Linked DNA regions of Homo sapiens: region 1 is linked to region 2. Evidence: read pairs that join two places in POLR2A ChIA-PET (ENCODE). Cell type or tissue: HCT116. All regions are shown on one strand. Links, peaks and the distances in the headings refer to the core of each region. The heading gives the core; the rest is flanking DNA. Region 1 has its middle 140 kb from the start of BTC. Region 2 overlaps LOC107986229 (a long non-coding RNA gene).

What was found. Peaks named below come from ENCODE experiments on the same cell type or tissue, not always from the same donor. Only the 100,000 strongest peaks of a DNase experiment are listed, where the experiment ranks them.
Region 1: POLR2A ChIA-PET joins it to region 2 with 26 read pairs; 5 of 35 experiments call an interaction of 5 or more read pairs at or near these places.

What each region holds. Positions count from the first base shown.
Region 1 is chr4:74,643,956-74,660,669 of GRCh38, reverse strand. No RefSeq gene overlaps it. Among named protein-coding and RNA genes, the nearest start is that of BTC, 140 kb to the left of the region's middle. RefSeq lists enhancers at 713-1,212, 95-1,296, 5,492-6,691 and a silencer at 2,205-2,499. In HCT116, for the core only: no CTCF peak of the experiment used is centred there; a DNase peak (open chromatin) is centred at 6,259; H3K4me3 peaks cover 726 bases; H3K27ac peaks cover 4,712 bases.
Region 2 is chr4:74,533,054-74,549,767 of GRCh38, reverse strand. LOC107986229 (a long non-coding RNA gene) reads left to right here. Exons shown (of 3, transcript XR_001741513.2): 3 at 1-168. Among named protein-coding and RNA genes, the nearest start is that of AREG, 96 kb to the right of the region's middle. In HCT116, for the core only: a CTCF peak has its summit at 7,903; DNase peaks (open chromatin) are centred at 5,566 and 6,280; H3K4me3 peaks cover 2,267 bases; H3K27ac peaks cover 5,000 bases.

The DNA.
Region 1 (16,714 bases), core at 4,199-9,198, 110 kb before region 2:
ATGTTTTTTGCTGAGTATGGTCAGTGATTTTTATACTGTTATCCGATCTACTGGGTTTTACCCTGGGGCCCATCTTTTATCACATTATTTTGAAAATCCTAAATTACCTGTAAATAAAAAAGAAATCAATTTGCCTGTGCTCTGCTGAAAATTAGGTTCCGGTTAAACTTTAAAAAAAAAAATCTTTTTCTTATCAATAACCAAACTGTGCTCTTGGAGTTTAATTATTCTAAGACCATACATTGTTCAATGGCCAACCATGGAGTTGAAAAGCCTGATTTCATTTAGTTTATCTATAACCAATGATTTGGAACGTTAAATTTAGCCATATGATAGAATAAGGATGAAGAAAATCATAGGAAAAGTGTATTTTCAATAAGGTGTTTGAGAAGAGAATCAGATCTCTCTCTCTTTATTTTTCTGTCTCTCTTTGTATGTGGGTATCTGTGTGTTTTTTGAAGGTTAAGAAAGATGACCTTTCAAAAGTAAAGAGTAGTCATCAAAAGTCTGTTTAGTTACTAATATCTTCAAAAGTTTCTAGTGTAAAACATCTTTTTTATCCTTTGACTACCTCTTTTGAAATGCATTTGGGATATTGACCTCACCTTTCACCTCACTCCTGTTTCTCATTCTCTTATGACTCATATAACAACTCCACTCCTTCTTTTTCAAAAATGTGTGGCAGTTGTGACGGAAGTACTTCTGAGTCAGTCAGAAGTAGGGAAGAATGCCAAATGGCTGATTCACTCCCCAGAACTTGGAGGAGGAGACAATTAGGGAATTAACTTCAGTTGTGGGGGTAATGGTTTATACAGTGGTTTGTGCAAGCTCACTTACAACCTGTGACATGCAGGAAATTCACCTCAATTTTTTAATTCAAACACCTACACTACTCTTGTCTTAACCTGTTGGGTATGGGTACTATCAGGAAAAACATCCTTTCTTTGTAATTTTTTTCTGAGACAGAGTCTCACTCTGTTGCTCAGGTTGGAGTGCAGTGGCATGATCTCGACTCACTACAACCTCTGCCTCCCATTTCAAGTGATTCTCCTGCCTCAGCCTCCCCAGTAGCTGGGATTACAGGCACAGGCTACCATGCCCGGCTAATTTTTTGTACTTTTAGTAGAGATGGGGTTTCTCCATGTTGGCCAGGCTGGTCTTGAATCCTGACCTCAAGTGATCAGCCCACCTTGGCCTCCCAAAGCGCTGGGATTACAGGCGTAAACCACCACACCCGGCCTACAATCCTTTCTTTCTTTCTTTTTGAGATGGAATCTCACTCTGTCTCCCAGGCTGGAGTGCAGTGGCAGTCTTGGCTCACCACAACCTCCACCTCCCAGGTTCAAGTGATTCTCCTGCCTCAGCCTCCCAAGTAGCTGGGATTACAGGCATGTGCCACCAAGCCAGGCTAATTTTTTTTTGTATTTTTAGTAGAGACGGGGTTTCTCCATGTTGGTCAGGCTGGTCTTGAACTCCCCACCTCGGTGATCTGCCCACCTCAGCATCCCAAAGTGCTGGGATTACAGGTGTGAGCCACCATGCCTGGCCAGACAATCCTTTCTAAGACTTTCTTTATAAGTTTTAGAGTAGGAAAAAATATTGTCAGCAACTTAGGATCACTGCTATTTCATTTTTCTTGAAATGGGTCCAATAGGGTAGCCAAATTCCTTGGGTGAGGGTTCTATAGAAGTCTCACAAAATGAGGATCAAGTACAACCAGGTATGTACTATTAGATGTTATAATTGCCTTACACATTTGGGCTGAGAAGCACTCCATTGTGAAACTTGAAATACCCAAGAAGTAAAAAACAAAAACAAAAAAAAAAATAAAAACTGTTACAAAGAGCTCCTAAATAATACATTATTGCACCTATTTGTCTTATATTTGACCTAAAATTGAGTCTAAAATTTGATAAGGTGTTTTTAAATTTCACTTGAAAAAAGTAACAAATGTTCGAAATATATGGGGGCAAATCAAGCGTACGTTGCTCTTTAACTCATTCAGATATCATACCAGCGAGTGACTCTGGACTTTATTTCCCATAGTGAAGATGAAGAGATCTGTGTTCCATTTCATTGTAAGGCTGACAAAATCATCTCTCTCTACCATATATGTCTCCATTATGTCTAAGTTTCGTTTTTTAGACATGAATTTAAATTCATCTGTGTATCTCTCACCTTTTCCACATGAGAGTTAGGTAGGAAGTTACAAAGGAGGGATTCTATTCTTTGGGTTGAGAATGGAAACAGGCTTTGAATGCTACATGGCCATCTTTCAAATGTCATGCAACAGAGCTTCAGCAATGTATTACATTCAATGGGCATTGCGAAAGTTTGAGAAAAGGAACCAAGAGTAGCAGCACACTCCCATTGTTTGGTGTGGCAGAAGGAGTCTGGTAAACACAGAATTGAGAATAACTGAGATGGAAACAATGTTCAGAGTCAAAGCTTACAGATCAATATTTGGAAGACAATGAGAGTCAATGACCAGAAAAGAAGAATGTTGTCTTTCAGTCTATATAGAGTGCAAAAGTGGGCATTCTTTCCATTGGTCCTTTCCTCTGTTTCTACCTTGTGTGATTGTCCAGTTCTTTATAGAGCATGTGGTAGAGTCTTGGGAGACTCCAAACTGGTCAGTTTGTTTCTCTGCTTTTTTGTTTTAATGTTTCTTTGCTTTTTTGTTTTCTATTCTGTCTGAGAATCTGCTTTCTTGTCAGCAAGCCTTAATATTTTATTAGAAAACATTGTGAATTTTCTCAGTAAAGACAGTGTATTTACTTCTTCCTTCATATCTTTGATAGAACCTAAGAGGTGCTGTGTTCTCAGTAGGTCCCAATCCTCAGTGAAAGTGATACTTCATATTTCCCATCTTGTTTCTGAATAAGTTGAAAAGTAATAGACATGAAGGCTAAATTATCATTGTCTTCCTAAGAGAGATTAGGTTAGAGTACTGGGCTTTAGATTTGTTAACCCAAGTGGACTTGCTAATGTTGAACTCAGATTTAGGAAGAACCACTCCAGTCACAGCAAGGTGGGCCACAGGATGGGACTGTCTAGGGAATGCTTTTCCCAAGGAGGCACAAAGCAGAATTTCTACTCTCCATGGCTAGATTCACTCTCATCAGGAATACCTGGGAGCTGAGCCAGGCATACCCAGTAATTTTTCCAAATTTACTGGATAAGTCAGTCATCTCTCTAAATATGAAATGAGTAAAGATATTAAGAGAGATTCATGAGTATGCAGTTTGAACTCCCTTCATGGGAAGCAAATGCCAGGATTTGGGAAGAATCATCCTGCATTTGCATTTGCCCTTTGGTGAATGTAATGAATGGCCATTTGTGGACACATCATGTGTTTAGGTTGTGCATATATGTATACTGGGAGGATGCTTTATGCTGGAGATAATTTAAAGAAAATGTTAATTAATAGAAAGACTAGTTTGTTTTATTATGGGGAGTTTGGATTTGGTGGCAGGAGTTGTTCCTCTTTTTTCCAAATTGTATGTTTTCTATATGTGTTATATAGTAAATCCCAGCATATCACTTGCTTATTTAAATTGCTCCAACGGCTTCACACTGCACTTAGACTACAATCCAAACTCCTGTGATGGGCAGAAGGCCTAGCAGGCCTCCACATGGGGCCCTTGCCTACTCTGATCTCTCATATCTCCATGAATACTCTGCTCCAGGAGCAGCCATAACTTTTTATTGTTGATGGTCATTTTATTGATTTTTTAAAAAATTGATTACACAAAACTCTTTCCACTTAAAGCATAATTGTTGCTCACTTTACCTGGAGTCTTTGCATGTCTGAGTGCTTCTTGTCATTCAAGTATTTGCTCAAATGTCATTTCCTCAGAAAGGCCTTTCCTGACCACCTAGTCAAAAGTAGTCACCCGGTGACTTAGTCATCCAGTTGTTCTATTCTCTGCACAGCACTTACTGCAATCAGACATTTGTGTTTGTTGTTTATTTATTGTTTATTTTATTTCTCCTGTTGGTGGTCTGAAAACTCAATGAAACCAGTGGGCCTGTCCATCTTCCTTGCTACTGTGTATCCCAGTCATGCATTTGTTAGGAGCTCAACAAGTGTTTGGTCAATGAGTGAATAGTTCCCCTCATCACACTACTGCTGAGCATAAAAATCACCCTGTGTATACAGCAATTAGTTCAGAGGCCACGCCAAAGCATAATGTCAGTTTTGGACATAGATGAAAGTGAGGATGCATTTCCTAACAAGCTTGTTGCCAGCTAACACAGAGAAATGAGCATTGTTAACCAAAATATACCTTCACAAACTTGAGAACAATCACTATAGTTTCAGAAAACTTCATGAGATTTCACCGGCTAAAATATTTCAGTAGCTCGTAAGTATTCCCATGGGTCAAAAGCAGTTTTCATTCAACATTACTTGTTTTTCCAAAATGATTTGTGTTGAAAAGATTGGCATGGGAACAGACCCACAGACATTAGTCTAGATCTCAAACATTGTCTGTAAAAACAAAGGTACTATGCAGATTTCAAAAACCAGGTGTGTCATTGTTTGGGGATAATGAACCAGTATGGATAATCTAGTCTCATATCTTACATTTGAACTGCCTCTTATGACTGGCTTTTAGGGGAATTTTATCTTTGGGGCTATGATTCGACTTTCTACTCCCTGCTTTATCCCAATGGATCAACTTAGAAAGGTTGAGTATTTCAGGGGTAACTCTGATACAAGATTGAATATTATTTGAGATTGAATTTCAGTTTTGAAGATTTTGTTTGATGTGCATCTTGGTGTCCTGAAGGGAGGCAGGCAAAGTGTGCATCACTATGGCACAAGTATGTTTGTGCTTTTCCCTCTTTCACCATCTTCCTTCCAACCAGGTCTTCTAGATACATATGGACCATTAAGTAGTAGTGTTGATACTCTTGTTTGTCTCCTTCATCCCAAAGTATTTGTTTAATATCCAGCAATGTGATGAGGAAGGTGAGGCCTCCTCCAAGAGCTGGAGCTGCACATGGGTGAGTTCATGGTAGCCTCAGGTTTAGGGCATGGTCCTGGAAGGGAGCAGTTATTTTCTTTTCTTCATCTAGATCTGCCTAATTTATGTGTGTGTGTACATGTGTGTGTATATATGAATTGCTTTTCCACAGGAATTGCTTTTTCATTGTGAGCATTTGATAAATCCTGGTCTCTCATGCTTTATTTCATGCACCTGTAATTCAGGCACACAGATTTATCTAGACTATGACTCAAGGATCTCTGAGGTTTATACTGAATTTCTAGACTTAGCTTAAAGTTTCATCTTTGTTAATATGAAGTGGTTCCACAGATGAACAAACAGTGCCAAACACGAAGTGAGGTGTACCGACGGTCCATTTTTACGTTATCATTTTGATTCTATTAGCCACCAGCTTGAATACTGCCAGATGTGAGTGCCAGAGTGAAAGTGGTGAAGAAAAGTTGATACATCTGAGCCAAAAGGAGATATGCTGAGTTCCACTTTAAACTTAGAGGACTACTTAAGGGAAGTATTGCTTCTTGAGTTGAAAGCAATAAGCACAATCCAGTAAATTCAATCTCTTTTGGAGGGGAGTCTGCCTCAGGATCTGGTCTTTTTACTCATGTCAAGACCAATTCCTTCCTAAATTCCCCTGCACAAAGAGAATGCATGGACTGAGGGGCTATGTGCTAGAATCTCTCTTGGTTTAAGATTTTACCCTATTTGCCAAGGACTAGAGGGTAAGGAAGTATAGTTTGTGGAAAGGAATTAAGATAAAGTCATCGACCTGCATGTTATGTCTCATAGCATGAAGAAAAGCACTAAAAGTTCATTGTCATCCTTAGTATATACGAATTGTCAGAAACCCACCCAATGGGGAAAGGGATTTTGTCTTTTTCTCTGGTGGGGCTAGAAAAGTACCTAGTAAAAGATCAATGGATATTTATTGAAAAATTGAATCAATGCATCGATGAAGACCTTACATTCTGTCACACTTATCTGAGTCAGAATTCATTTGCCCCTGATAAATAAATTCTCCTGCTTCAGGCCTCAGGTCAGATCAAAAGAGGAGACCACATCATAATGGGGTGATTTACCAGCTCGGATCCACATCATACTCATCATTTTTCACTTACAAACACATTACAGTTTGAGGAACAGAAAGCATGACTGTACATCCCTGCAAATACTTGTCAGCTTGTGAACAGGTCCAGAGATAACCCACTAGATAAGTCGGTTGCATCATTCAAGAAAATCATTTACTAGACCGAGAAGGAATCCAGCTTTTTCTTGCACGCAATGGGCAGGTGAGTTCAGAGAACAAGGGAACATGCTGTAGGATTTTCGCTGCGTTTCAAGCATTGCAGTGCAGTTACAAGTTAGGGTGAGCTGGGTCAGTTTACTTAGCACAGCTTACCATTGCGTTTCGTCAGAGGATCAATAGGTAAATTTCTTGTGACTGGGCTCTGGAAAACCCAACTCTCACCTGGAAAGGTCAGAAGAAAAAAAAATACATAAACAGTTAACATTAATTTTCTATGGGAATTAGCCCCTCTTCCATTTGTAGCTCTAGGTTTGTGCACAAATTGATAAGCCACCAGGTAATCCTAGGAAAAGTACTACAATTATCTTTGTGGATGTTTGTCTGGACTCTATGCTGTACTCTGCTCCTGAGTTATTAAGAAGTAGCTAACCTTCTTCATACCTGAAACCTACTGATGTCTAAAGATGTAAGAGATTATATAGATTCTTCTCTAAGGAAAAGCAGTAGGAAAAAATATTCTGATCTTTTTCTGTGATTTCCTTCTCAGTTTTGTGCCAATTTCTAGACATATTTACAGAATATAATTATAGAAATCAAACGGTATCAAACAAAGCATCTTTGGTCTGTCATGAATATTCAGTCCTAAGATAAAACAAATCAGTTTAGATTTGAGGAAGATTAGAAAGAAGATTTGTGGAATGACGTTTAAGAAGTTAAGAATGCCTGGTTTCATTCAGAATTTTCAGATGTGTCCTATTGGTGAATGGGCTTTATTTGTAGTTCCTATGTAAGTTTACATTTTTTCGGTAATGTTTAAAACGTTTTCTGCTAAGATTGCCTTTCTAACTCAGAATTTCCTTCCGTGCTCTGAGAGGATTTGTTCTAGAGATAAGCATCGATATCTATGGCTAATAATTATTTAACAGTTATGACTTACTAGCATTACAACGACTCTGTGAGACAGATTCTACATTGGTCTGAGGTTTGGATAGCTTTATTTATTTTTTTTTAAAAGGCCTTTTTATTAACTCTAAATTGAACATTAAGCTAAGCACTTGAACTACAAAACTAGAGAAATTATAATAAAAAAATCTCTGTAGTCTTGAGGAGGCAAAGATTTCTTAGAGCAAAAACAAAGAAACAATAACAAGGAAAAATGCACCCAGCATTGAAAAATGTTAAGAAACTAAAAGGTAAATCACAGATTAGGAGACAATATTATAAAATTATGTCTGATAAATAACACAATTGAGTAAGAAGAGGATAACCTGATTTTAAAATGATTTGAACCCATGCTTTACAAAAGAAGATATAAGAAATGCATGAAGTCCATAGAAGGATCCCCAATATCACAGTCATCAGGGACATGTAAATTCATACTGTGATGGAGTACTACTACAAACCCACTAGAATGGATAAAAATCAAAAGATCTACAATGCTGAGATATGGTAAAGATGTAGAGCAATTATAACTCTCATGTATTGGTGTGGGGATGCAAAATGATATAATCTTTTAAGAAACAGTTTGACAGTTTATTATATAATTATATATTTACCATAACAGCATTCCCAATCCTAAGTATTTTCCAAAGTGAAATAAAAGCATATGTCCAGAAAAGAATGGGTACTCTATTCATATAGTAGCTTTTAAAAATAATAGCCCTAAACCAGATCCAACCTAAATCAACTTGTGAATGAATAAAAAATGTGTATTATTGTGGAAGTCAGTGTGGCGATTCCTCAGGGATCTAAAACTAGAAATACCATTTGACCCAGCCATCCCATTACTGGGTATATACCCAAAGGACTATAAATCATGCTGCTATAAAGACACATGCACACATATGTTTATTGCGGCACTATTCACAATAACAAAGACTTGAAACCAACCCAAATGTCCAAAAATGATAGACTGGATTAAGAAAATGTGGCACGTATACACCATGGAATGCTATGCAGCCATAAAAAAATGATGAGTTCATGTCCTTTGCAGGGACATGGGTGAAATTGGAAATCATCATTCTCAGTAAACTATCACAAGGCCAAAAAACCAAACACCGCATGTTCTCACTCATAGATGGGAATTGAACAATGAGAACACATGGACACAGGAAGGGGAACATCACACCCTGGGGACTGTTGTGGGGTGGGGGGAGGGGGAGGGATAGCATTAGGAGATATACCTAATGCTAAATGACGAGTTAATGGGTGCAGCACACCAGCATGGCACATGTATACATATGTAACTAACCTGCACATTGTGCACATGTACCCTAAAACTTAAAGTATAATAATAATAAAAAAAAGGAAAAAAAATGTGTATTATACCCATTCAATGAAATGTATCTTATAATAAAAGGGAACGAACTCCCACATATGTACCAAGATGAACAAATCTCAAATCATTATGCTAGTTGAAATAACACAAGTGCAAAAGATGGCATATGTGTGATTGTATTTGTATGAAATTCTGTAAAAGGCAAAACAGTAGTTACAGAAACCAGATCAGTGTTTATCAAGGGCTAGGAGTAAGGAGGAGATAATATGGAGACAGTGAATTCATTTGTGCCTTAATAGTGGTGGTGGTTATATGACTGAATGCGTTTGTCAAAATTTATTGTACTGTACCCTTAAAATGGGTATATTTTTATTATATGTAAATCGTACCTCAAAAAATCTATGTTACTGTGGCAAGATTATATGAAGAGATGTTTTTAAAGTTGCTTCTCTTTGCCTTTTCTTGTGCTATTGCACTTAACCATGATTTTGGTGCAGCATTTGCTTTTTTATACACTGCCAAGAGGGAGGACACAGATGCAACTCAGAACTGTGCTGTCCAATGTAGTAACTGCTAGCCACATGTGCCTATTTGAATTTCAATTAATTAAAGTTAAATGAAATTTAAAATTCAGTTTCTTAGTCACATTAGAAGAGCTCTTGATACCACCTATCAAGAGCTAAATAGCCACAGGTAACCAGAGGCTACTGTACAGGGCAATACAGTTATACATAGCACATTTTCATTGTCACAGAAACTAGACAGTGCTGGCCTAGAATACATTTCTTCTTCCCTTCCCCCTCCCCTCCCCCTCCTCCCTCCCCCTCCTCCCTCCCCCTCCTCCCTCCCCCTCCTCCCTCCCATCCCTGGCCCTCCCCCTCTCCCTCCCATTCCATCCTCTCCCCTCCCCTCCTCTCCTCTCCTCTCCCCTCCTCTCCCCTCCCCTTCCCTCCCCTCCCATCCCTTCCCTTCCTTTCCCTCCCATGCCTTCCCTTCCCTTCCCTTCCCTTCCTTTTCCTTCCCTTCCCTTCCTTTTTTTTTTTTTTTTTTTTTTTTGACAGGGTCTCACTCTGTCACCCAGGCTGGAGTGCAGTGGTATGATCATGGCTCACTGCAGCCTCAAACTCCTGGGCTCAAGCCATCCTCCCTCAGCCTCCTGAGAAGCTGGGACTACAGGCACGGGCCATCACACCTGGCTAATTTTAATTTTTTTTTTTTGTAGAGATAAGGTTTTATCTCTGTGTTGGCTAGGCTGGTCTCAAACTTCTGGCCTCAAGCAATCCTCCTGCCTCAGCCTCCCAAAGTTTTAGAATTATAGGCATGAGCCACTGCACTCAGCCTAGAATACATTTCTAAATAAATTTTATAAGCACGTAGCACAAACAGAGTCTGAATGCCTTTGATCTGCAAAAGTTGCACTTCGTTAGATGAGAAAGAGTATTCCCCCACGCCTCGAAAGAGGGTATTAAAGTATTTAAGCGTGAGCAGTGTGTTTACCATCATCCTGGGTAGGAGAGTATATAGACAATGAAAATGGGTCATGATGGTGTCAGAAATTTCAGGAGAAGGTGTCAGACCACCAAGACAGGGACTAGTCAAGATGAATGAACCCTCAGAAGTTGCCAAAAAGGATAGAGAAAATCAGGCCTAACAGGCATTCTTCTCAGAATGCCAGGACCATATGCAAGGCCCCCTAAGATTAGCTCACCTCAGAAAAGAGAAAGGAAGGGAAACTTACAGGGAAATAAGAGGTCCTAGAATTTGACTGGGGTGCTACTTAAAGGAGACATGAATTTTAAACAGAGATGATCAGGTTACCATTAAGATAAAGTTGTCAGCCACCTGTAGAGATAAGCCTTGTAATGTAATAGGAATTCAGTTAAAGGGAAATAAAATTCATCTCACTTTACCAAATCAGAAATTTCCATACATTTTCTAACAGAAACTCACGATAAGAAATACATTTCCTATCCTATCATAGTATGCCTTTACACATATATAATTGAAACAAAAATTTACCCCATCTATTTGTAATGCAATATATTTTTATCCTAATCTAGTTCTTTCATTTGAAAAAAAAAAGTGTTGGTTGAGATTTACTAAGTTAGTTTCATAATCCTTGATGGCCAAAATCCAGAGTTGTGAATACAGTGAAGTAAATTTTTCATTTGAGAAGAAGGAAGATGAGAAGAATTAGTTAGCATAAATGATATTGAATAAGAGTTACATCAGGTTTTTCAGATAACCATGGTGGGTTTTTTTGTTTGTTTTTAAATTTTATTTTATTTTTCCTGCAGGGTGAGAGTCATGGATCTTTGGCAAGTAAATCAGTTAGAAGAATGATGTAGTCATTTCTCAACCTTTACCATTTTTAATCTAGAAGAGGAAAGTTCAAAGAGTAAAGAGTGTAGAAAAAAGATGGTTTATTGGTTTCTCTGAAACTAGATATTTACAGATGAAAAGAAGCTGCTGGTAGAGGAATAAATATAACATTAAATTTAAACCAATTAGACAATGGAAGAACATGCTTAATGAATTTTGTTACTAAGCCTGTAAGTGAAAAGGGGAAAGGAAGCTAATCCTGACAGAGCACCTTCTTGCTACTGAAGATTGGAAACATATGTAGTAAGGTAGGATGTCATCTGAATAAGTCAAGCTGGCTACTCACAAAAGAGTCTCAAGATCTAGCTCTAGATCTGCAAATTTGATTTTGTTGAACTCCCAAAGTTGATCCATTGCTTGAGGATACTGACACTAACCAAACACATAAAAGATTGTTCTGTAACCAGAATGCCGACATATGTATTTACAATAGGAAATGAAATTCCTCAGCCAGCCAGATATTTGCATTCTCTAGATAGACCATTCTCTTCCTTTAGAGTGATGTTTTTTAGGAGTCTTTCTTCTGATACCTGTATTAAAAATTACCTGGGGCTTGTTGAAAATTAAAATTTCTTAGTGGATCAGAATGGGTATTCTAGGGACCCAATGGGGAGGGGAAGAGATCTGAATTTTTAACAGGCACCCCAGTGGAATTCTGATCACACTAAAATGTTTAACAAAAACTATGTAGTCCCTTGGGGTGAAATGGATTCTGCATGGGGAGTCTGGTAGATTTGTTCATTGAACAAATATTTATTAAGTTCTTAAAATGTGTCAGGTTCTATTCCAAGTGTTCTGACACATGAATCACATTATTTTACTTACTGTAGCTATGTAGTGTATTTTAATATCTGATAGACCAATATTCTTTTCTAAAATATGTCTAGCTAGTCTCATACTTTTTAAGATGGGGGCCTGTGTTGTGTGGTAGTTGATTACTCAGGCTAAGCAATAGATTCTGATGACCTTAGTTTAAATCTCAATTCCCGCACTTACAGTCTAGAAAATCTAAGGACTCAGGGAAAATGGCTCCCATTGAAAACAAGTTTTGTTTCTGGATCTTTTATTTCTGTTCTGTTGATGGATTACTGTGCCAATTCCAGATAGTTATTATTCAGTGGATTTACCATATATTTCATAGTATGAAAGGGCATGCTTTTCCCTTATTGTATATAATGTAACTATATTTTTCAAAAAATTATTGGTGATTATCATTCATTGTTTTAAATTTCCAGAAGAAATTTAAAGTAAGCTTACTGGGTTAAGATACTGAGATTCTGATTTGAATTGCCTTGCGTTTGGGAAAAGATGGCATCTCTGCAGTACAACTTCTTTCCACTCAAAAACGTGGCATGTGCATCTATCCAGTTCTTGTTTTACATTCCTATAGTTTACACATTTTCGAGGAATTTTTATTCTTCCATTTACTCCTAAATTTCACTGGATTGTCTTGCTAGTTATTAAAGATCTATAGAAAAGCTATCTCTTTTTCTATGTTTGTTTAGAAAACTGTCACGTACTGATTTTATTTTTAAAAACTTTCTCTGTAGATGATCATTCCTGAAAATAATAACATTCTTTCCCCTTCCAGTGTTTATAACATGTCATTTAGAATCTTATTTTGACAAAATTTTCAAAGCCAAATATGGCTTTGAAAAACTATTTAATAAAATAGTAGCCACAATGGTGAAAACTCCCACCTTTTCTTTTGTATTTAAATGACACACTATACCTATTAGGATGACATTAGACACAAGTAATAGAATTCCCCATTAAAGACACTTACGTTATAAGTCTTCTGAGTCAGATTCTTAATAATTAACTTCATTTTTGCTGATTTTTTTGAAGATTTCAAGATGGCTTCTGGGTAATAAAGCAGGCATTACATTAAAATGTAACTTATAATGTCAAATTAATTTTCAGAGGGTTACATACCCACTAGTGATTTGTAAACATTCTTGTAGCTTCATATTTTAATTAACACTTGGTAATATCATACTTCATATCTTTGGAAACTTATGAAAAGGAAAATTCAAAATAAGATCATTTGAGTTTGAATATATTTCCATGTGCTTCCAAAAGCTTGACCAGTTGCTTTTCCTCTTCTCTAAATGTATGTTAATTGTTTCTTGCTCATTTTACTGATCAATGTTTATTCTTTCATTTTTAGTCTTTCTTTAAGAAAAGTCTATTCTAGCTCATTTTTTATATATATAGGGAATATTTTCTAACAATTTGTGCAAAAGTAATTTTCTACCATAACTACTTGTCTTTTCACTTTCCTAATGATGTCTTTAATAAACAGCTTTTCAGATATTTTCATATAGTTACATCATCAGTGTTATCTTTAATATTTCTTTGTATAAGAAATGTTTTCTCAGTCTGAGGTAATAAAACATCTAAAATTTTGCCTTTCACGTGTCTTTAATTCCTCTGAAACTAACTTTTGAGATTAATATAAGTAGGAATTCAATATTATTTTCCTTCATATGGATAAAGAATTCTCCCAGTTTCTTTTATTGCTATTTTGTATATGAATATATATATATATATATATATATATATTTAATTTCAACTTATATTTTAGATTCAAGGGGTGCATGTGTAGATAATGTTACCTGAGTATATTGTGTAATACTAAGATTTGGGGTATGATTGATCCTGTCACTCAGGTGGTGAGCATAGTACCCAATAGTTTCTCAACCCTTGCTCCCCTTTCTCTCCTCTCTTGTAGTCCCCAGTCTATTGTTCCCATCTTCAGGTCCATGAGTACCAATGCTTAGCTCCACTTATATGTGAAAATGTGATATTTTGTTTTCTGTTCCTGCATTAATTAGTTTAGGATAATGGCCTCCAGCTGCATCCATGTTATTTCAGAGGACAAGATTTCATTCTTTTTTGGCTGCATAGTATTCCACAGTATATATGTACCACATTTTCTTTATCCAATCCACTGTTGATGGGCATCTGGGATGATTCCATCTTTTTGCTGTTGTGAATAGTGTTGTGATGAACGTATGAGTACATATATCTTTTTGGTAGAACAATTTATTTTCTTTTGGGTATATACCCATTGGTGGGATTGCTGGATCAAATGGTAGCTCTGTTTTAAGTTTTTTGAGAAATCTCCAGATTGCTTTCCACAGTGGCTGAACTAATTTACATTTCCACCAACAGTGTATAAGTAGTGTTCCCTTTTCTCTGCAGCTTCACCAGCATCTGCTGTTTTTTGACTTTTTAATAATTGCCACTGTGATTGGTGTGACAAGGTATCTGATATGGTTTGGAACTGTGTCTCTACCCAAAATCTCATATTGAATTGTAATCCCCAGTGTTGGAGGTGGGGCCTGATGGGAGGTGATTGGATCATGGGGGTGGAGTTCTTATGAATGGTTTAGTACCATCACCCCTTGGTACGATATAGTAAGTGAGTTTTCAGAAGATCTGATTGTTAAAAGTATGTAGCACATACCTCTTCTCTTTCTTCCTCCTGCTCTGGCCATGTAAGACATGCCTGCTTCCCTTTCACCTTCTGCCATGATTGAAAGTTTCCTGAGGCTCCCCAGAAGCCATCATGCTTCTTGTACAGCTTATGGAACAATGAGCCAATTAAGCCTCTTTTTTTTTTATAAATTATCTAGTCTCAGGTATTTCTTTATAGCAGTGTGAGAACGAAGTAATACAGAGTCTCATTGTGGTTTTGATTTGCATTTCTCTGATCATGAGTGATGTGGAACATTATTTCATGTTTATTGGCTGCTTTATGTCTTCTTTTGAGAATTGCCTTTTTATGTCTTTTGCTCATTTTTAATTGCTTTTTGCTTATTTATTTAAGTTCCTTATAGATTCTATATATTAGACCTGTGTTGGATTCATTGATTGTAAATATTTTCTCTCATTCTATAGGTTATCTGTTTATGCTGTTGATAGTTTATTTTGCTGTGCAGAAGCTCTTTAGTTTAATTAGGTCCCAATATGAATTTTTATTTTTGTTGCAATTGGTTTTTAGGACTTAGTCATATATTCTCTCCCAATGCCAATGTCCAGAGGTTTTTTTTCCAGGATTCTTATAGTTTGAGATCTTACATTTAGATCTTTAATCCATTTTGTGTTAATTTTTATATATAATGAACAATAGGGGTCCAGTTTCATTCTTCTGCATATAGCTAGCCAGCTAGCCTAGCACCATTTATTGAATAGGGAGTTCTTTACCATGATTATTTTTGTCAACTTTGTCAAAGATCAGAGATCTGTAGGTATCTGGTTGTATTTCTGGGTTCTCTATTATGTTTCGTTGGTCTACGTGTCTGTTTTTGTATTAGTACCATGCTGTTTTGATTACTATAGCCTTGTAGTATAGTTTGAAATCAGGTAATATGATGCCTCTGGCTTTGTTCTTTTTGCTTGGAATTGCTTTGGCTATTTGGGCTCTTTTTTGGTTCCATATGAATTTTAGCATAGCTTTTTTCTATCTCTGTGAAAAAATGGAATTGTCACAGTTTTCACTGCAGAATAGTCTCTCACTTCTCCCAGTGATCTGAAATGTTACCTTTGTCATATACGACATTTCCATATCTATGGGTGGGGTTGCTTCTGGTTTCTCTGTTTCCCTCCATTGCTTAACTTGTTTGTCTCTGAGCCACTATACTGTCTTAATTACCATTGCTCTATAAAATTTATTATTTCTAATAGAGCAAGTTCTTTCAAATTGTTGATTTTTTTTGAATTTGTTAGCTGTCCTTGGCTTTATGTATTTCCTTTACATAAATGTTAAGATGAGCTTATTGAATTCTACAAATAATCTTATTGGTATTTTGATTCAAATTCATTTAATTTGTAGGTTAAATAAAGGATAAATCTCATCTTTACCACATTGATGTGTTGTATTCAAAAACACATCTATTTTTATGTTTTCTTTTATGTTCTTCAATAATATTTTTAATATTTTATTTTTATGTGACTACTATTAAATAAATTACTATGCATCTTATGTTTTCCTTGCTTTTTTTAATGAGATTTTTAAATTAAATGTTTCCAATAATCACTACTGCATAGGAATTATTCTAATGTTTATATGTTGATATTATTTCCAGTATCCTTGTAAACTTTAAATAATTTTTAAAGTTTTCATAAATTATTTTAGATTTCCATGTAAATAATCATATTATCTGTAAATAATTGTACTTTTGATATTTTTTCCAAAGTCTGTAAGTTTCCTTTTGACTTACTCCATTAACTAGGACCTCCATTACAATGCCAAATAGAAGTGGTGTCAGTGAACACCTGTGTATTAATAAGAATTTTAATGGGGCTTTTCTTACATTGTACCATTAACAATGATGTTTGTTGGGAGGTTTTGGTAGATATCCTTTAACAGGTTAAGGAAATGTCTTAGTCCATTTGAGATGCTATTATGACATGCCATAGACTGTGTGGCTTATGAAAAACAGAAATTTATTTCCCATAGTTCTGAAGGCTGGGGAGTCCAAAATCAAAGTGCCAGTGGATTCAGTGTCTACTGAGGACCATTTCTTGGTTTATATATGGCACCTCTGTCTGTGTCTTCACATGGTGGAAGAGGCTAGCTATCTCCCTCTGGTCTCTCTTTTTAAAAAAAATTTTTTTTTTTTAAATTTTTATTATTATTATTTTTTGAGATGGCGTCTTGCTCTGTTGCCCAGGCTGGAGTGCAATGGCTCAATCTCGGTGATTTTGACTCGTTGCAATATCTGCCTCCCGGGTTCAAGTGATTCTCCTGCCTCAGCCTCCTGAGTAGCTGGTACTACAGGCGCCTGCCAC
Region 2 (16,714 bases), core at 4,024-9,023:
CCAGATAGGTAATGGCATTTATGTCTTTTACTTTTTTGCTTTGAATTGACAATCGTAATATGTCTCTAATCTAAAAGCCAATGTCTAAATTCCAAATAACATAGAAATAAGGTGCTTCTTTGGAAATCCTCAGTTAAAATAAACTAAAATATCCTTTGTTTGAACTTCATATCTAATGTTGGAAAAGTGGTTACCTCACCGATCTGCTTCTAGTACTCACATTTCTTTTCTTTTCTTTTTTCTTTTTCTTTTTTTCTTTTCTTTTTTTTTTTTTTGAGACAGAATCTCGCTTAGTTGCCCAGGCTGGAGTGCAGTGGCTGGCGCGATCTCAGCTCACTGCAAGCTCCGCCTCCCAGGTTCAAGTGATTCTCCTGCCCCAGCCTCACGAGTAGCTGGGACTACAGGCATATGCCACCACATTGAGCTAATTTTTGTATTTTTAGTAGAGATGGGTTTTCACCATGTTGGCCAGGATGGTCTCGATATCTTGACCTCGTGATCTGCCCTCCTCGGCCTCCCAAAGTGCTGGGATTACAGGCGTAAGCATCCATGTGAGTACTAGGCTGGGTACTAGGCACCCAGCCTAGTACTCACATTTCTAAGAATAGACGTAATGAAAACTAAATAGGTGACCAAGAGAGAAATAGATTACACTCATTATTAATTATTCTATAGCTGCATGACATGTTGAAGAAAGCTTTAGATCAACAGTAAAATTAGTTAAATTATCTGCCCTGATTTCTTGTTACCCTGTATTTAAGATTTTTGCCCATCCTTGGACAAAGTTGCCATTGGAAAAAAGGAAATGTCCCTTTGGACTTGGATTTAGTCCTAAGATATTCTTCAAATGTTGACTGACACCTGAAAACACACATGGTTTTTGGAATACCATCTTTAAACAAGTGAAGATATTGAAGCCTAGAGATATGAAATAAGTATGCTGCCTAGTGTTAGGCACTTAAGCACGATGATGTTTCCATGTTCACAGGAAATGGAAAGATTGTCTCACTGAATAAATGTTTGTTTCTCTTGGCGAATAAGGATCTGACCAGTGTATTACTTGATTGTATTTATTTTATGTCCTTCTGTAGTTGTCTCTATCAGTGTGTGGTTAGATTTTTAACTCCCAAATGGTGAAGCTGGTGCTTAGTGTCATCTAATAATGTCTTTAAATCCCTCTTTAAATCTGGAGACCAGGACATGCCTGGCTTGTTATCATTATTAGGAATCCATTTTAAGATTCAGGTTTCATGTGATACACATGAAACACGAAGCCAGCCAGAAGCCACACTTGTATTGGTTGTTTCCATACCTTGCCTTTGACAATGGCATCAACTCTCACAATTAGCAATGTGGGAATCATAAGTGGATGAAGGGGATTGATGACATAGTACAGAATAAATGATATCCTCACATAGGCCTTTCCTAAGAAGTATTAACTGTAGGCAGCCACCACTCTATCTGGAGGAAAATGGATCACCACACTGATAAGCTTGAGACCTTCAAAAATAATCATAAATATAAAGCCTACAAGGAAAAATTAATACAATCAAATAAACTTCAAAAGCTTAAAAAGTTTGCTTTCCTCCTCCCCAGCTTTAATTTCTATCAAAGCTATGCTGTGAAAGCGTCAAAAAACTAAAACTCTACTATGTTTAAAATATGTAAGAAACTGGCTGATGAGAGATTATGGTGAATGAGGTCTGAGATGTTGCTGAATCTCTGTGTGGCTGCCTTTGGCTTGAAAATAAGAGCCTTTGTTTGCAGCCATCACTATTTTTGTTCCGTGGTGACAAAGTAGCAGTTTCAGATAAATGGCTGTGGGAATAGAGATGTGCCAGAATTAGGGGAAGAAGTACTGCATAGATGAGATTCACAGTATAACACAGAAAGCAGCAGTGATGTCACACAACAGTTCAGAGTTTGGAATCAATCAAACACAGGCATAATCCAGGCTCAGTCCTAGGTACATTTCAGTAAGTTGTTCACTACATCTGAACCTTAACTTCATCATCTCATAAACAGGACTTAAACAATCTACCTACCTACCTACCACGATGGATTGAAATTGAAATGGAGTGATTTAAAGCACCAGATCCAGGCTCATAATGGCCCTGGCACTTGCCAACCACATAACCACGGGCAAGTTCCTGAGTCTATGGACCTCAGTTTCCTCACTCGTACAAGGCAGGGAATGCCATCTACCTTGCAAAGTTGATTTGACAATTAAAGCTCCTGGAACATAATAATTAATAAATGTTAGTTATTCACATTCAACAAATACATAGTGTGTGCCTACTATTTGTGGGGCACTGCCCAAACTACTAATGAAACTAATGCACACAAAGTGCCTTGAGCATAGAAGACACTCAAGAAATATTTGATGAATAAGAGGAAAGGCAAGCTTCTTGGTGTGTCCCTGAGATTTGGTTAGGCTTCAGATATCCAATCCAGTATTCTTTAGGTGTCACTGGACAAATGACTGGTTTTTGCTGGCATTGCTAATTCACAGAAAGTAGAGTCCAAAGTATCCCTTTACCTAACAATAAGACTCACAGGAAGAAAGGAATGATTCATTGTACTTTTCTTTCTCTGAGGTATATTCTATTGTCCTGAGGGGCAACAAGAATCAGGTCAGCCAGAGGAGAAGACAAAAAAATTATCACAGATTTTTTTTAAGAAGGCACTTAAAATGGAAAATGAAATACATATTTTTCAAAATTAAAAGCCAATATCTTTATATTGAGGTAACTATGAGATTAGTGATTATGAAAACCTTCAATAAACGGTAAGCAGTATTTGATGTATTCATGCATTTTTGCAGGGGAGAAAGAGGTGATAGGTTTTATAAAGTTTTAGAGGAAATTGCTATTCATAAAAGGATTAAGACCTACTGGAGAATGAGTATTGGAGAAATAAAATTAGGAGATTAAAATGATTTTGAGGCCAAAGATTAGATGTATGGAATGTAAATGTAAATATAAAGAAGGGTCTGAGTCAGAAATAAGTGATCAAGCTAGTTAGTTTCCAAAAGGGATAAAAAAATCTACCTTAGGGAAAGCATTCTCTGCATAATTGGTGTCAAGATGCAATGAAGTCTGCTGATCCACACATCTCCCGATTAATTAGGGACTTGGAAGGTTTTTGAGAGATCAAAAATATGCATTATGAAAACACATTCTCAACAACAGTTTCAATCTGTTGATAATTTTCATAGATTAATTTGCTTGAAATATGAAACTCTAAAAACAGTAGACTTTGAAATCAACAACAAAAAGAAAAAATTGATGTCACCTGAGTTGAGTATTCAGTGCTGCTTTAATGCTTTTTAAAACAAAGTATGCCAACATCCATAGTGCATAAACAAAGTAGAGTGACATGGGTGCATTAGCATTTAATGAAAACAAATGCCAGGAAACACCCTTGAAATTTCAAGGCATTTTGTAAGAATAGGCATTAGGGAGGATCTGATGGGGTTAGAATGGATTGGTGTTTCAGAACATTCTCTCTATTGTTAATGAATGCGTGAATCAGCCACTTAACTTCTATTCTATCTGAAACATGGGGAATTCCCCGGAAAAGATTTCTTAATACTCTATCCTGAGCAACAGAGAACATCTCATGCTTTGCTCCATTTCTCAATTTACATTTTTTTTTAAGTAGGAGTGGTATAAGATAATGATCAGGGATGGGGGCAGAGAATGGGCATTAAATTTGGTTTGTAGACTTAGTGTTTTCAAATCCTGGATTGTTTAATAATTTTAAAAACAGACAGAAAGTAAACCAAATATCTGAAAATACAAAATTATTTTAATAATTATTATGTGTGCTTGTATTTACAGACATCTAGGTCTGTGTAAACTTTGACCTCTCACCCGTTTCTGAATATGTATTTATTCCGTCTTGATTTCTCCTAGCATCCATTTCTCCTTCTAGGAGTATCTCTCAGATCTTTCTAATAGAATTATCCCCACCTAGCTCATCACATATTAGATTAAGGTAGCACTAATCCCCCATCCCCAGCCTAACCAAATTCCAGGGGGTTATGACTTAGGTTATGCAATAAGAGTATTTTGTCATCTTGGCTGCAGTGACTGGCTCAGGGCCAGGCTTGTCCCAAGTCAGGCAAATGAGACTCAATCCCAAGATGTAAGTGCCTGAATTCTGTAGGGTTGCTGAGTTGGCAGGACATGAATCTGGACCTTCAAGGCCCCACTCTAGAGGACAGCCTTCTGAGAATGAAGACAGAGAATCACAGTGGCATTTGGGCATTTGCCTCCAACCATATCTGAAGCTAGAGATACCCCTAAACTTTTTGACATCTGAATCAATACTTTCCTTGTTCTTCCTTTTAGGGGCTAAGAGGTAGGAAAAGGAGGAGGTTTTTCTTGTAAATCCAGTTTAGATTTAGTTTAATAAGTTTCTCCAAAGAATGTATACAAGAACACTCTCTATTCTCTTTGCCTGGAAAACCTTCTTGTCTTCTCTTTACCTCCCATATGCTCATTTTTTAAGGCCTAGCTCAAACCCCACTCCTTCCAGGAAGTCTTCCTTGAATATCCAGCCAGATGAGCTCACCCTCCTTTGACCTCTTACAGCACTCAGTGTTTCTATCCCTTATCTGCCAGGATTGTTGACCTTGTAGTGCTGGTTGTTGTTTTTTTTTTTTTTCAAGTGATACTCTTAATTCCTAAAAAGGTAAAGTCAGTCCTTAAATGTTTTTATTCTCCTCAGCCTTTGCCAAAGAAGGTTATACACAGTATGTGAGCAATATATATTTGTAGCTTTAATTAATGTGATAAAAGTAGATACATTTTTTATTCACTGTTGTCCAGGATAAAACCTTGCATAAAATACATGATTGCAGTCATAAGGAAGATAAACATCAGGGATTGCAGCTTTCAGGATGATCCTATCTCATGTAAAAGGAAGGGCAAATAGAGAGTATTAGAATTGTGACCTCATGCGTATTATATGGTGAACATCTTTCATTGCTAGGAGCAAAGAAGCTCAGTGTTAGTCTCTGCCATTTATCATGTTTTACTCACAGTATTCTCAACATCAGAAGAGTCTTGGTCTTATTAAACCATAATATATATTTTAATTAGGCATTAAACTGAAACCTATAAATGAAATAAATCTCAGCTATTAAAATATCTGAATTCTCAGCACTCAACACCACCACACTTAAGATCATTTCAACAAAATCACCAAACTTGCTTACCAGAAAGAATGATTGCCCATGTCCTTACTTGAGCTCCCTGCTGCTGCAATCTATTTTTCTTGTTCAGTTCCCTGTTTTTCACCAGCCTCATTCTACAGTCTGCCTGCCACTGGTTTAAAAACGTATTCAAATCAGTAGGCAAGCTGTATTAGGATCATACTGTCCAGACTGTTCTAGCAATGCTGATGCATTTAATATAAATGCATTGTGGACATACTGTGTACAATGCCTAAAGGAAGTCCGGCAGGTTGTAAACAAAGGTTCCACTCAAGAAAAAACTTAAGGCTTAACAGAGAAAAGAAACCTGAGCTCCAGTCTTTCTGATGTAAGTGTAGGCAAAGTGAGTGTCCACGTTCCAGAAGTGTGAGTCTTCCCAGTCTCTCCCTGTCCACCCTCCATCCTCCTACCACTCACAAACCTCCTCTTCCTTCCACTTTTGTGGGGCTGAGTTTATCACAGAGCTGAATGTGTCTAAAGAATAGGAACCTGGGGGTAGTTAAATGCAATAACAATTCTCCAAGTCTCACAGTAACTTAGAAGCCAAGGTTTCAAAATCACAACTGTATTTCTGGTCCCAGATTCAGCCATTATCAGTCTTATCACCAATTATATTTTTCATTGGGTATGGGCAAATTGTTTTCTGACAAGGTCATTTCAATAAAATTGCTTTGATTTTTTTTAAGTCTATTGTCTCAAATTCACATTTCATCAGTTTTGTCTCACAGATAGGCTCATGTAGCATAATTCCTTTTTTCATCATCTTCCAAAACTGATCACTGCAAGATTACTTTGTGAATGTTTATTTTCATATTCTCATTGGTAACTGGTGGCACTTCAAGGTGAAGAATGTGTTTTTCTTGGTCATTACATATTTGACTAATGCCAGAAATTACTTCCAGTTGCTTACCTTGTTGCCTGAGAGATTTAAGTTTGCTGCATGAAAATAGCAATTTGAAAAGATGAAAGTTTAACAAATGCTATAAATAGCAACCAACGCTCTTGTCATTATCATTAACTACAGCACCACGCCCACTTCCCTTTCTGTTGTCTGTCATTAACTGTTATAGCTGAAGTGAAACTTGTTTCTAGTACAATCACTAGAATGAACAATGAAACCATAAAGAGATCAAAGGATTAGTGAAATAATTTGTTCTCTTTCATGCACGGAAAATGAACCTGACTTTCAGGGATTCATACTGACCAAAGCTCCTTTTGAGTTCCAAAGTTTGCTGCCCATTTCCTCTTCCACTTCCCTATAAGGAATGTCTCAATTGCTCAGTTTATGAAATGTTGTAAAAAGAAGAATGCTTATGGTAAGAAATTACTTCCTTAGGTGTCTGAATGGGTAATATTTTCTATACTTACTCTACAAATCATAAAACTAAGTCTTGTTGAATATCCATACAGCACACATTAACCATTTCTAAAGTAGTTTCTTTTTACCAATCTTGGAAATGTATTTATACAAGTGCTAGATTTGCAGGTGCTATTACCAGTAGTTAAATATTTTTAGAGTTGAAATGTTCCAAGCCAAAAAGGATTTGGTTCTTCCCCAAAGCAAAACACATAATTGGAGAATTGTGGCAATGGTAGATAGAGATGTTGCCTTATAAAATCTTCTGTAATATGTGGCTATTTATTTGGCATATATTTTCATTATGAAAAAAATGAATGCAGAAGATTATGGGGAACAATATAACAAACATCCATGTAGTCATGACTGAGAATTAATGATGTTAACAAATATTATGTGGAAGCTAAAATAAAGTTGATCTCATATAAGAAAAAAGTAGAACAGAGAATACTAGAGGCTGGGAAGGGTATGAGAAAGATAGGGATGGGGGAAGATTTGTTAAAGGATACAAAATTACAGCTAGAAAGGAGAAATAAATTCTAGTTTCTATACCACTGTAGAATGACCATAATTAACAACAATATACTCTATAGTTTCAAATAGCTAGAAGGAAGATACTGAATGTTCCCAGCACAAAGAAGTGATACATGTTTAAGATGATGGATATGCCAATTACTCTGATCTGATCACTATATATTACATGTCTCAAAATATCACCATGTACTCCATAAATATGTACAATTATGTCAATTATTAAAATTTAATTTAATTTTAAAAAATTAACATTTTGTCCTACTTATTTCGAAATTTTTCTTCCTTCCTTTTAAAATAAATTAGACATAAAAAACAGCTATAACGCCCTTCACAGCACTTGATTTTGCCCTTTCTTTTCTGCTAATGTTTTCATGTGCTAGTTTAATTATTCATCTTTATGGTAAGTGTTTGAAAACAAAAGCTTGCTTGCCTTTGTTTCTTGTGCTAGTGACTAGCACAATTTCTGTAGCATAATAGATAAATGCTTGTTGATAAATGAATGAGTGAATAAAACTTCTTTTTCCTTTGCTATTTTTCTTCCTACCTCTATATACCTTCTTCTCACTACAGTTTAATTGGCTAATATAGGGGCTATTTATTTCGCGTTTGCTCCTCCTTCCAGGCATTGGACTGATGCCCTGTTTATCACTGGAGTCCAGTGGGGTGTCCTTGGGTGTTGGCATCTGTTGCTGCTGCGTTTAGTGCTGAGGTACTGAATCTTTCCTGCTCTTTGGAAGTACAGACATCTGCTGCTGAAGTTTATGATTGCTGTGCTAGTTTCTCGTGTTGAAGTGACATGTGTCGCTTTAGGGAACAAGAAGGTGTGACTTACGGTGCTCTCTGACTGAACACGCCACATTGCCTTTTCCTCTCTGCTGCCACCACCACATGTTGAAGGACACTCTGTGATGTGGTTCGTCCTAGTGGTCCCAGTGTGAAGTGGCGTGTAAGTCCCTGCTTTTATCACACTGCTTCTCCTTGTATCTGAAGTTTCTATCACTTCATTGCTCACTCTCAGCTCATGGTGAAGTCCAGGACATTGTGGGAACTCAGTCCCTGAGAAACTGGGAATATCTTCATCCCTGTCTTGGACTCAGATTTATAAAAAGTGGAACACAGTGGTTAAGTGCTCAGTCTCTAGGGTCAATGTAGCTGGGTGTAAATCCCAACTCACCAGCTTCCTAGCTGTGTGGCTTTGGGCAAAGCTATTCGCTTTTCTCTGTTCTGAGTTTACTCATTGTAAACTGTTATAGTAGTACCAACCTCATAGAGTTGCAGTAAGATTGAAGTGAATTACACATATAAAGCATCTAGAACAGTACCAAAGAAATAGAATTAATGCATCATTTTATCATAAACTTCTCAATTTTACTGATGCTGAAAGAATTGTTTTCTCCAAACTGCCTCACAAATATGGACATTATTAACACAGTAAATAAAGTTAATCACAAGCAACATTTTGACCCTTATATTATGAAAACACCCTCTATACGTTGAAGATTTCTACAAACTAGGAGTATTAACCTCAATGACATTAGATATAATGAAACTGCAGCTGTCACATGAAGAGTGATTAAAGATAGGCAGCCAAAAATGTTTGAAAAAAGGATTATAGAGAAGTATCAGGTAGTTAATTAATAGGAATATTATGTTGTCATACTAAATAATGGTCACTTTCATGAACAATTTCACATTTGTAATTTGTATTATTTTTTTTAAAGAGAGCCCCTAAAGCTTCATCCTCTTCTGTATAATCTAAATTTGTTCCTGAATTATTCTTAATCTTTTTTAAAAAATGAACTTCTTTGAGAATCTTATGCATTCCATGGACACTGCCCAGAAATCTGCATACAGTTTTTGTACAAGTATAAGGAGTTCACCTATACCCTTAAAGCCCATTCACGAACCCCTGGTTAAGAACCCCTGATTTAAGGAAGAACCTGCTGAGCTTAGCATTATACATGAAACATCAGTTGAATAAGAATAACAGCTGCCCTGAATTTTCTTACAGACACCCCAGCCTCATATCCCTTCTTTCCACCTTGTTTCCCTCAGTTTCTCATATACTTATGGCTTTTCTGCAGGCCCCAATACCAATTAAAGCTTTAGACAGTGGATGCCCTGGCAATGATGAAGAGATGGTGAAGTGCTCTTACCTGTGGGTTTTCTCTAAAACAAACATTCCTCAGGAGAAAAGTCACACTTATAAAGAGTAAAAAGGAGGATTTAGTTTTTCCTATTGCCAGCTACTTCAAATAGGCCAGCAGCTTCCCACACAATCCCACAGCAACATTGTTTATGCCTAACTCACCACACCATGCTAACGTGGTCTCATTATTTGTCTCTTTCCCAAATTATGAGGTTTTGGCAAATGGAGGCTATTTTATTCATTATTATGACTCAATCTCTAGAACATAGTAAAGCATCAATAAATGATTATTCAGTGAATGAATGAAGAGAATTAGGTTTTCTTAGCTATTTTTTATACCTGTTGAATAAAACCCATGGAACAAAAATATCTTTCCCTAACATGGCAATAACCACAAAGCTTTCTGCAGTTTATGTTACTAATAACTTTTATTCTGCTTTTATCCTAATATTCACACAGCTAGCCAATGTAACCTGGTTAACAAAATCTGAAATAATATTCATGTTAGGCAAAATTTTTGAGGTTGAAACTAAAACATGTGTGCTATTTATTCATTTATTTTTACATTTATTATAATATTACTGGTTTGTGTTCTCTGGGAGTATTGAGATTTTTAATAATCAAAATATGTTTTGCACTCCCAGGAGGTGGTGTACTGGCATACAGCAGAATCCACATGGCTTTCTTACAACAAAATTACAGATTGAAATGAAAAAAACTGCTTCTCAAGCAAAAGTGTTCTGGATTCCCACTCAGTTGGACTTCATAGTCAAAGTAAAGATTGCCGTTAAAATTGAATGTATGGTTTTATCCTTGGCTGGCCACCTTAAGAGCTCATAATACTAGAGTCATCTCAATGCTTAGTAATTTCCTGTAATGAGTTTAGGCAATGAGTTGATGGAATTCCCAGAAAAGGCCCTAGATGTGGATCTAACCAGGGTTCAGGCCTTTATCATCTGATGCGTTTTCACACTTTGTCCTCATAGGCACTTCAGGAGGCAGTTACTGCCAGTTTAATGTGATTTAAAAGCCCTACTTCTTGGGTTCTCTTTTATAAGGTTGCTTTGAATTCACATAAAGAGTATTTATGGGTTGCCTAATGGTTAAGAATCTGGACTGTGGAGCTAGATTTGGGCAAATTTAATCTCTTTGGCCCTTGGTGTCCTCAAGTGTAAAATAGAACTAACAATAGAATCTAACTACTTCATAGATTTTTTGTAAGGATCAAATGAGTTAATGTTTACAAAGCTCTTTGAACACTCTGGCACATAAGTACTGTGGACGTGTTAATGATTATTAACCATATTGCATCACTATAGCATTGCATTCTTCCCATGTTATGCACCATATTGGGTTGGTATATTAAATGGAGCAATGAAGAGAAAGGGTTTAAGTGGGAAGGGGAACTATCTGAGTTATTCCTTGAAATATTTTAAGTTTTATAATAAAGTAGAGGAAATTCTTTAAGCAGAAACTCCTCTGAGGACATTTAGGAACCTGAAAGCACAGGTACCAGTAGCCGATCTCTTTGCTGATGCTCTACCTAATCATGTGGCTGTAGGCTGAACGTGAATTAACAAACTAGGGGATATTAGGGAAAGTATATGTGACTCTAGTATAACCAACAAAAGTTAAATTTTTCTAGGTATTTGACTGTCCTGGAGATTCACTAGTAAGTACAGTACCCTAGCCTTTAGTTGGGAACCTGGAGGTACAAGGTCAAGGTTCTGGTCCTTGGAAATTGTGTAATAATAGTATCCTGGTGGAACTGCTCACACCAAGCTCACCACGCCCACTCACCTGTCCTTGCATTCATCTTACTGGTCTTATGTACAGCGTTTGACTGAAAATGCTCTCCTTTCTTGACTTTCATAAGCCCATGCTTTCCTAGTTTTCCTTTTAATTCTCTGGTCCACTCATTCTTAGTGTCTTTTGCTGGTCACTGAGATATTTCCAGATGTAATTCCACAGGGTTTGTACTAGGTTCTCTTCTCCTCTCTCCCTGTACTTTTCCCCTAGTGATTTAATCTATTCTTATTATTTTAAATATCATCTATAAAATAATTAATGTTATATTTACATATTGAGCCCAGACTTTTGACTACAAGAATCATTATATTCTACTTCCCCATTGACCTTTCTGTTTGGATGTTTTTCACAGAACATGTATAGAAGTGAACTTTTGATTTTTTCCCAATTTATTCCTTCTCCTGTCATTCTTATTTTAGTAAAAGGCAGCAGAAGTCTGGAAATTCACCTTGACTATTTCTTCTCTGTTAAGTTCTATTTTTTAAAACTGTGTAGAATACTCACTGCTACCATCATAACTCAAGCCACCACCATCTGCTATCTGGAAAACTGTGATAGCTTCCTAAAGTGCCTTCCCATTTTCTCTTTCCCCTGTCTATATATTTTCACATGGGTGGGAAATTGACAAATATTTCTAAACATGCCCTAGAACATAGTGAAGAAATCAAATGTAGAGAAGTTAAGTGAATAACCCAAAGTGAAGAAGTAGCAGCAGTAGAGAGCTTTCCACACACAGCTCTCTCCTCTTTCTTTCAACAGAGCAGCTGCCTTATTAATGTATACTTTAGTGGAAAATGTGGTCCCCCTCATAAGTATGCTTTACTGTGAGTATTTTCACCTTTCTCAATGATGCTAGCATCTGCCTTTGTGTTTCGCTCCACTCCAATCCCAGCCAACATGCTTGGGAAGTTTTCTCTTAACGTTAGTTACCCTCTGATACTCAAGTCTTTTAGTTTCCCATTTTCCATTCAGAGATCTCTCTATCCATTTCATGCCAGTTGCCCACTCACATCACCATAATGTTGACTTCAACATTATTCAGCACTGCTCCACCCACAATGTTTCCACATACAATTCCTCTCTCTGCCTGTAATCTTTTCTCCCACCTCTTCCAGTTCCTAATACCCATGGTACCTGCTCTTTAGCTTCATCAAAGCCCCTAAGTCTTCAGCCTCCTCCTCTACTACGACTTCATTTCTCCTTTTCTGGAAGTAATTGGCTCTATGCAGCTATGATTTTATTTCAAGAAGGAAGCCACTCTTTCTCATCCCTCTGACACAGCCAAACATAGCCCCTGCCCCCCCAAGAAAAGTCACAAAGTGGCATAATGGGATCCAAAACAAAACAAAATCATGCTGTCAACATCACTTATTCCTTATGAAGCTGAGCATTTCTTCCATTCATCTGTTTTTGATATTCTATTGAATTAATTATGATGGTTGTTTTAAAACTTTTTCATTATTTTAAATTTCCAACCTCATTTCATCATACTTATTCTGAATACAGTGGCTTTTCAACCCTTTGCTAAATAAGTAGTACCAGAAAATTCATGTTCTCTTTACACACATTCAATTCTGTTTCTCTTTCTCTCTCTCTCTCACACACACACAGACAGTCGGACTAAAAATTAAATGAATTATATATAGTACAATGTTATTTAGAGGAGACAATCTTACAGAATCCAAAATTTTATTTTCCTTCAGATTTCAATTTGCAAAAGTTTCTTTTTCATTTCTCATATTACAGGCAATCACATTTGATATTACTAGAACTTTCTCTTCACCTTAATAAAGAGTAGATGTAGTGAATTAACATTCTCAGGTAGAAGTGACTCCACCACAGTTGTCACCTTGCAAAGGGGAATCCAAGGCACTGAAATCTTAAATCACACTTACTAAATCCAAAGAGCAAGAAATTCGTAAAAGGAAAGACAGTTTTTCACACCAGATGCCACCTAGTGTACACAAAATCTAACACCACCATCTGTTAAAGTTATAATGATTTTGGAAAAATCAATTTTTATAAAACTTTATGCATAACTTTAATTTGATTAAAGTTTATTGCAATTGTAACATTGAGGCAATTTTTCAAAAAATGATTTAAATATTGTGTAGTGTTCTCAACTCCAAGACAATAATATAATTAAATATCTACACAATAAATTCTATACAAAGGCCACAGGTCATATTTATATCATATTTGCCATATGCCAGAAACCAAGTAGTTTACATATCATCGGTTCATTTAATCATTACTGCAAGCCAGTTAGATGTATACTATTACTATCTTCATTCTGAGGGTCGGATTACTTGGCCAAGTTCACACAGCCTGAGCCCACACTTTTAACCATGTAATTTCACATCTAATCTTGTTCAGTGTCATATTGTTGAATATAAGATTCTGCATATACATAAGTATAAAAAGCCTAATATTGAAAAACAAGCATACAGTAACAGCATCAATTAATACACATTGGTCAAACTGAACTGATTACTGAAAAAATAAACTAGTAGAATTTAGACACCGGTACTTATGAAGCCAATGTAAATGACTGAACACATACATAGGCCAACAATTAGGTCAATCTAGCCAACAATTATTGAAGTTTATATCTGCTCAGTTTATCAGTAAGTATAAACTTTTTTTTATTTTATCTGGGGCTATATATGCTTCTTCTTGGCCTTTAAAACTGTGTATTCTAACACACGTATTCACACCTAGTACCTCATCCATGGAACCGGTAATTTTAGCTGATAATTTTGAATTCTTTTCGTGTAAATTGATTTTATTCACCAAATAGTTAGATTTGTTATTTGCAGTTCATTCCTTTTTATGCTCACCCATTTAAGGTTCTGGGTTTAACGTCTAGAGACTTAAGTTCAAGGCCTGACTTGACCACTTACCAATTGTTTGACCTAAGGCAAGCCACCAAAGTTCCCAGTTTCACTTTTCCCATCTGCAATGATACCTTCCAGCCAACTTCACAGGCAAAAGGGTCAAGTGAGATAACATATATGCAAATGCTTCTGAAACTACAAAGCACAGGATAATGTGAGGTATTGCTCACATCTGATTGCTCCCATAAAGGAAGTAAAGTCCTCCTTAAGGAACAAGAGTGTGAAATTTAGAACTGGGTTAACATTCCTTAAATAATATAAAAGTAAAACAAACAAAAACCTTTCTATATTAAAAATATATAACTTTAAAATGTTTCTACTTCTGATTTTAGTTGTACCAATCTGAAAGTGTACATTTGCTTTTACTTGGTTTTGGCAGGATAAAATTAGTTCAGAACTAAAAGAAGGGTCATGATTGAAGTTTTCTTTAAGAGTTTCTTTTATGTTCAGTATGATCATTAGAAATTCACAAAGAAAATCTATTTCTTTATCCATAGAAGAATAAGCTCTTCTGTTTTTAAGAAACTTACATAAGTTTAAGCTGGTGTTTAGATGTCTCCCTAACAAGTTTTGTTTTTGAAGAAAGTCTTTCACTGCAATCCCCATATCCTTGTTAAGCCATGTGAGTTGTTTCACTTGCTAAGAGTTCAGCTGCAACCAATTATAGGGGGTGGAGGTGCCATATTCTCATTCCTTTAAAACTCATCAGAGGGAAGAGGAAGTTGATTACAGTAAATGAAAAACAGGACTCAAGTGGCACTGATGGCATATGCAAAATGTATCTTCTATATCTCTTACTGTCTGCCAGAGAACCTAGTATCATCCTTGTCACAATCACCTTCCTAGCAATAAAACTGGGCATTACAGTAAGAAACCAGACAAATATTATTCCGCCACTTGTGTAAGAAAAATAAACTCATACTTAAACAATCAGATAGTTTAACAAATATGAACACAATATCTTATTTAGTGGCTTATGTAATAGTAGTAGTAGTAGAAGAAATGATTCTTTTATAAGTGAGGACTGCCACAGAATTTTGCTTAAGAGTTAAAGGAGAAAGAGATCCAATAAGGAACCCTCAGGCTTTCTAACAGCTAGAATCAGGAATTAATCTCCCTATGGTACAGCATTGTCTTCTTTCATGGAGATAATCATGCCTGCTATGCTTGTAAGGATCAAATGAAATGTCATTCATTCACTCATTAAATATCAGGTACCTACTGTACTTAAGAAAGTGGGTTAGACACTGTGAAAGATTCGATGGTGTTTAAAATAGCCTCAGTTTTTATGAACTTAAAACCTAAGGGCAAGATCAATGACATCAACACCATGGACAATAAAAGCAGGGTGAAAGTTCAGGAGTCATAAAGGCTAAAATAATGTGATATGAGAATTCATGTCATGAAAACGTGCTTTGAGACTGTAAAATGCTATACAGATGCAAGCTATCAGAATAGTTTAGGACATGGCGAAACTGAGCAAAGGTGTTTGATGACTTGTTCCTGTAAACATTCCCTTTCCCCTTTCTGTAACTTGGTTAATAAAATAGGATAGGAATCAGTGACTTAATATGGTGTCTTACAAACTCCAGATGCTCAGTAAATATTTGTTGAATGAACTAATGCTTAACGATCTACCTCTCAGTGTTATTTGAAGGAGTACTTGGTAAAAATTATTCTAGTTGGGAATGCAAAAGCACTACTTAAATTATTATTAATACTTAGAAAAATAATGCTATTTTAGAATCTATTTTAATCAATTATATTTTATAACATTTGTTTCAGATGAAACAGCTACCCTATATATAGATTACCAGTGTGTAATGTGGGTACAGTGTAAACCGGTAGAAAATACATCGATTTGGGAGCCAGGACCTCTGCATGAGAATCCCCAATATCCACTAGCTCTAGGAAAAGCTACCGTGTGTGCCTTAGTTTTTTAATCTGTAGAACATATTAAATATGAATTTACCAGATAACATAGAATATACCAGATAATTGCTAAGATCTCTTCCAGCTTTAACATTTTAATGTCTCAATACAAGAGTACTATTTAATGAAAAACATTTAAATTTTATAAAATGGACTTAGCTTGTAATGGGCTATCGCCGTGTTTTAAAAATGACATTATCATATTTTGGGATTGGTAAATTGTGTGTATATCTATAAGATAAGAATGACAAGATTACAAACATATCAAGATATTCTAATATAGGTTAGAAGTACTAGCTCTGCTCCTCACCTCACATACCTTTGAGCTATTTGGGGAGCAATCTATGACCAGTTCTACATAGTTAAGGCTAACTGAGGAGTATAATTATTAAGTGAATTGGACTAGTTCTGGACAATTAAAGCAGAAACTTTCAGTTATTTAAGGACATACCCATCTTTCCATTTTGTTTTAACTTTGTTCCATGAGTAACAAATACAGCCTGGCCAATCATGTGCTAGAGCTGTGCACTCAAACAATTTTATTTACAATAAATTTTAGGGAATTAATGAGGCATCATATGTGGCCACACACTATTCACAAAACTGTAATCAAAATGGCCCTTTAAACAATATGTTCATAATGGTGATTGACTGAGCCTTCTAAAGACAGGAAACCTGCAATAGGAGAATGAGCCTTCTAAAGTTAGAATCCCCAAGAAATTAAGATGAAAAGACAATGTGTTATTTATTGAGTACCTGCATTCTGTGTGACTCTGAGCTAGGCTGTTAAATATATTTACTCATTTGAAACATGA